2 separate regions of the Mus musculus genome follow, and region 2 is linked to region 1. Evidence: chromatin contacts called from ENCODE Hi-C or POLR2A ChIA-PET data. All regions are on one chromosome and are shown on one strand. Each heading gives the region's core, a stretch centred on a gene start or an enhancer-like site at or near the end of the contact. The rest is flanking DNA. Distances are from core to core; before and after follow the strand shown.

What was found. A loop is a pair of places that touch in the nucleus more often than their neighbours do. ChIA-PET counts read pairs that join two places held with the same protein, here RNA polymerase II (POLR2A).
Region 2: a loop to region 1 is called in a map of heart, with 2.9 times the contacts of the local background. The contact joins the promoter of Csrp2 here to the enhancer-like site in region 1. A Hi-C loop is called at or near these places in 3 of 37 maps with a recorded cell type or tissue (all heart). POLR2A ChIA-PET finds 5 or more read pairs at or near these places in 2 of 5 experiments (both embryonic stem cell).

Annotation. Positions count from the first base shown.
Region 1 is chr10:110,878,257-110,880,956 of GRCm38, reverse strand. All of the region lies in intron 2 of 1700020G17Rik (RIKEN cDNA 1700020G17 gene), which reads left to right. Among named protein-coding and RNA genes, the nearest start is that of Gm22186, 13 kb to the left of the region's middle. Within about 2 kb of position 1,381, at least 1 of the 3 ENCODE cell types and tissues checked has a DNase peak (open chromatin) inside an H3K27ac peak, as active enhancers do; it is heart, where a contact is called at or near this core.
Region 2 is chr10:110,918,820-110,921,519 of GRCm38, reverse strand. It overlaps Csrp2 (cysteine and glycine-rich protein 2), which reads right to left and starts at 1,344. Exons shown (of 6, transcript NM_007792.4): 1 at 1,266-1,344.

The DNA of each region.
Region 1 (2,700 bases), core at 132-2,631:
AGAATATGCTCAGGGAAACACTAACCGGTGTTCCAAACAGAGACATGATCTCCCTTATGGTGGAGATACAACAGCTTCACCTGTGGGAACCAGTTTATCCAGGGATCTACAAACTCAACTGCTTTCTGCTTTCTAAAGAGAACCAAGTAGGAATCTCTAAGTGTTTTCACTGATACGATGTTTACATTTTATTCCTCACATTGGTGCGGCATTCTGACATTTTTTTTTAAAAAATCTAGTTGGTGTGCAAAATAGTTATATCATCATAACGTTTATTTATCTTGATTTCTTAATAACAAATAATTTGGGGGACCATTTTGTTTATGTTCACTGAGAAATGTAAATTGCATTCATCATTTTTTTTTATTCTAAAGAGATCTGTTGACCGGTAGAAATATTTTACATCAACCATTGTCTCTCTCCTTCAGAGACTAGCCTTTTAAGTTGTATATCTGCAATTATTCTCCTTGTTTGAAATGCATAGTTTGCACCATTAGAATTTACATTTTGATTACTTTCCTTTGTTTTTTAAAATCAAATATCATTTGTTAGCCAAGTATGTAAGAGAATGCTAAAATGAGCCATTTTAGCTAAGAGGTATGCCATGAATATAACATGAAATTTTATATGGAGTTAATTATTCCCCTTCGTGCGTAATTGAGTCAAGATGGCATAAAATTAGTCCTCTGTGTCTTCAGTCAATAGTGCTTTTGTTCAAAGTTTTGAAGATCATTTGAAATATTCACTGAACCATTCGAAGGAGGCGTCCTTCCTTGAATGAGAGCCGACAGTGGGCATAGATGGATATTTATCCATGTTTCAGAAGGCAGGATTCAACCTGTCGCCCACTCTTCTTCAAGTCTTCACCCACCATCCCCTAACTTTCTATTGCTCTTTTTATGCTTCCAGTTCTTTGTCCTTTTTCTCAGCCTCTTCTCTTCCCTCAGACCACCCACCCTTCAAAGCCTATTGCGAGGCACTTTCAATCGGGCTAGAGTCTAGACTACAGGCTGGACAAGTTGTTCTCTCCCGCCCCACCCAATTCTCCAAGGAATTGGGCTAAAGACTAAAGCCACATTTCACAGTGACTGCAGAACTTCCCACTGGAACAAACTGTTTTCTCTTGGCCAGATTTAATGACCCATGAAACCTGAAGTGTGAACTGTTAGGGAGGGATGTAGGAATAATTCCAGTCCTGGGACAGTTGGACATTTCTTTTGATCTTCAGCCTGCTCCTGTCAGTTTGGGGAGGGCAGAGATGGAGGCTGTAAGAACGCAAAGTGAGGATCCAGGCTCTGCTCAGGCCGCTGTATCCGCAGCAGCCCCCTCTGCCCTGCACAGGTCCAGACAGGCACTCTACTAAAACACTGTCCTGGAGCCAGGACATCTTATCTCAGACGTTTATGTAAACATCACATTTCTTGTTCCCTGCCCCCTCCCCTGCATCCTGCAAGAGAATCCCAGAGCCTGGTGGCCACTCCAACCTTTCTCAGCATCAGAAGGAGACAAGCTCTAAGAAGAAGCTTGCTCCTGTACATGTTGGCTGTGGCTGGTTTCCCCAGAGACTCTCTCTGCATGTTGTCTATCTTTGCTGCTCGGGTCTGAGCACTCCTCCGAGTTCTCCATCACACTGTTACTTCTGTCTGTCTTCTTCATGGCACCAAGTCTGCTAATAAACTTCTCACTCCCTAGTAATCTGTCTCAGTGTCCTCTTGAACACCCCACCCCCACCCTAGTCCCCAAATAACTAAGGTCCTTGTGGTTTGTTTTTGTTTTCCCAGCTATAAATGTAAAGCCCAGACAAGGCAGCACTAGGAGATTTTTTTTCTTTTAGTACATAAACAAAGAACAAACTTTATAGCGCATGGTGCTGATTTTAAGTAGAATCTGTTTTTATAGACAAACCTGAAAGGGACACGGTGACTTTTAGGATTTGACTCTGAGGACATTTTGTTGGCAAATACATCTTTGAAACAATTCCGAACCAAATTTAACCAAATCCATACAGTCATTTCTGGCACGCCATTTAGGCTTTGTATTGTTAGTGAAGCAGCAAAATCCATTAAAGAAAAAGCCCTGGTCAAGAGAAGAGACACTGCTCTGGCTGCAGACCCAACATTCCACATTCCAGTGAGGTCAATTCAATTGTCTTCTTAAGGAAGGCAGGCTCGCCTTAAGCCAGGCTAAAGAGATAGGCAGAACAAATTCTCCTTTAATGCCCGCCTATGGCCTGAGTCAGCAAGGCAAGGCTTTTTCTTTTTCCTTTTTTCTGTCTCTGACTTTCAGATCCTGGCCAGAACCTAAGCACACCTTCTCTCATGCTTTGGGCATTTTTACTGTTTCTCTAAAGCTTTCCTCCCCACCACCCCACCGCACTGCTGCTGTATAGTCCTCAGTACCAGCATAAACAGCCCCTTGGCTTCTCAGTTACCCTCCTCTGGGCCACTGCTGAGATCTGCAGCTTGCCTGCCCTGGGAGCTTTACTTTTAAACTCATAAAATTGTCTTTGAGCTTCTGTTTGAATCCATTCTTTTTGTTTGTTTGTTTTGGTTTTGGTTTTTGGTTTTTTGGGACAGGGAAATCCATTCTTAAATCATTTTCCTAATAAAACTAAGAACCTAAAATGGTGGCTTCAGCTTCCCCTGTATCATCAGGTGATGGCGGGAACCCCCCTCAAATTCCAGGAACAGTATTGAGTCA
Region 2 (2,700 bases), core at 95-2,594, 41 kb before region 1:
CCACAACGGGGCCTTGTCTGTTCCCGCCTTCTTTATTCAGTTAACAAGCACCGAGGTGTGCTCCAACATATTCAAGATAACTAAGCAAACAGTGTTCCAGAGACTCATGGGATGTATACGTCTATGGCAACCTGGCTATAAAAAGTGGGGTCAAACAGCCTTGAGGAGTAATGAAGGAATTATCAGTAACAATTACAAGGCAATGGCAGAGAATAGGGTCCCAAATGTCACTTGTATGCAGTGTTGAGATTGTATGAGTCTCTCTTTTGAAATCTACCGTTTAAATCTTTCTTGAAGAATCTGGGTACAAGAATCACTTCCTTTTTGGATTCTTTGGTTTTATGTAAGTAGAGATTAAGCACGCATTGAAAAAGTCAATAATTTAACTATTTTCGCTGCCCAAGTTAAAAAATTACTACACCCAGCCCCCCCCCCGCCCCGAACTGAAAAGCATTTAATAAAGTAAAAATGTATGCGACTCAAACAAAACAGGTCAAACCAAATATTTACTCAAAAAGTAATCAGGTAAACAAATAAAGTTCAAAGTCCTGGCTTCCAAGGGGGCAGAAGTTTCAAGAGCTCTCCCCTCACCTCACCCCTTACCTCACGGATGCCTATAACTATTATCTAGCTCTGAACCCATACTGTGACTTTTAGGACCTGTTGCAGAATTTCAGAACCAAGCAATGCTGTATCCTTGTTTGTACTTTAAAGGTAGAAAGCACCAGGAAAAGCTAGGAATGTTCAACTAGAATTTCACTATGGTTCCTTCTGTGCCGGGTGGGCAGAGACCACCGAACAAAGGCGATGGCCAGGAGCTCCGTTTCGCCACAGGAGAACTGGAGCTCAGAGGGTATGGAGACGCCCACCACCCCAGAGTACCCACCCAATTCCCGAGAAGGTCGTCAGGGCTGGGCAGACACACCCTTGGGGCACTGGAGCCCCGAAGCCTCTAACCCCTCCTACCCGAAGGGGAGAATCAGCCCTGGGAGGGAGCCTGGGGCTACAAAAAGAGGCATTGGCGGCCACGAGAAACTCCCAGCTCGCCTCTCTCCCAGAGAACAGGATGGAAAATTAAAGGTCACAGGGGATGATTTACCTGCCCCAAGGACATGAGGTCCCAGGGCAGGGATGGTCTGGGGGCGACAGCAGGTGTGCTAGTGGACCCCGCATTGGGGCAGAAGTGAGAGGACGGGTGGAAGCATAGTCAGGAGCAGGGGTGGAGATGACAGGGACCGCGGGGCTGCAGGCTTCCTAGGACTCACCCGAGTGGGAGGAGGGAGCACGCGGCGGGCGGAGCTAACGAGGTCTGACCGAGGAAAGCCGCGGGCGGATCCGGAGACTGGCGGGAGCGCGTGTGCCCGCTTTTAAAGACTTATGTTGGGCGTGGCCTTGTTCGCCACGCCCATCATCGGTCATGCCCCTCGGGGTGTGCGATGGTCTCCGCCCGGCCCGCTGAGCTGGGCTCCCGCTGCGGGTTTCGAGCTCTGGCCCCGAGACAAAAGACCGGAATCCCGCCTCTTCCTGCGGCTTCCCGCGCGTCCGAGTCTCCCACCGTCTCCGGCTGCTCCTACCCGCCGGTCCCGGGACGTCCGGAGCACTCAGGATCGGCCCGGAGCCAGCGAGATCCGGTGTCGCCCCGTGGGATTCCCGCCACCCTTTACTGCACAAACGCCATATGTTAGCCTCCGGGGTGCAGGACTCCCCGGTGCAGGATAGTCTCTGGTCAGAATCCCGGCTTCTGGAATCCGCAGCTTTCCTGTCGCGAAAGAGCTGCATTCCTCATCTAGACTAAACAAATGACGTTATGAAAACACCTCATTCCCCAAGTGTTTTGCTTTCCCCCACCACTCTTTGCTGAGGGGGGAAGAAACCCACAACCCACGCAGAAACCCTGGCGCCAAAAGGCTTCGGGTTTCAGTTTGCAATTGTTTGCAGTTGTCCGAAAAGTCCAGGGATGTCTCGCCGGCGAAGACAGCAGAAAGGACCTAAAATCTGGGCTTGAGGTGACATATTATTGTTCTAGACAAAAAGCAAAATAATGTCATCTCTATCTGGTTTGTATTCTAGGACATTTGGTGATCCACTTCTCTGTCATCAGTAGTGGGTTGCCCTAAGAATTAGTATTTGAAGAGTGGTGACCTCCACGCCGCAATAGGCAGCGACCAAAACTACTCCCCTCTGTCACAAATCGATCACCCCTTTCATCCAGGCGCAACATCATGCTGTTAATAGCCTAGTTCTTTGGTGGGGGTTAGGATGACTTTAACTGATAGATGCCAGTACCCTCGCGTTGCGACAATAAAAAATTTCCCGCTTACGTTGCCAAAGGCCCTGTTAGGGGGGGTAGGAGGAGGCAGAGTTGAGGAAGGCCCCTCCGGTGACAAAGTACAGGCCTGGTTTATGCCTTTTTATGTCGTATGCTGGGCCCAATCCAAAATAAGCTCGTAATTGCAGCCAGATTCTCTGTCCACCAAGGACTGTTGAAAAACAGTGCAAGTAGTGATTGACATCTCCCCCAGATTGCGGCAGGAGTTTGAAAGCATGGGTGCCTGCTGTGAGCTTTTCTAAATACCAGCAATTCTTACATTCACGATTCCGATCTGTTTGCTTTACCTCCGCAGCTTGCTGCACTTCTTACGGGAGGGGCTTCTGGTTTGTTTTCACTGAAGGAAGCAGGGTAGTTCATGTTCCCTTTTT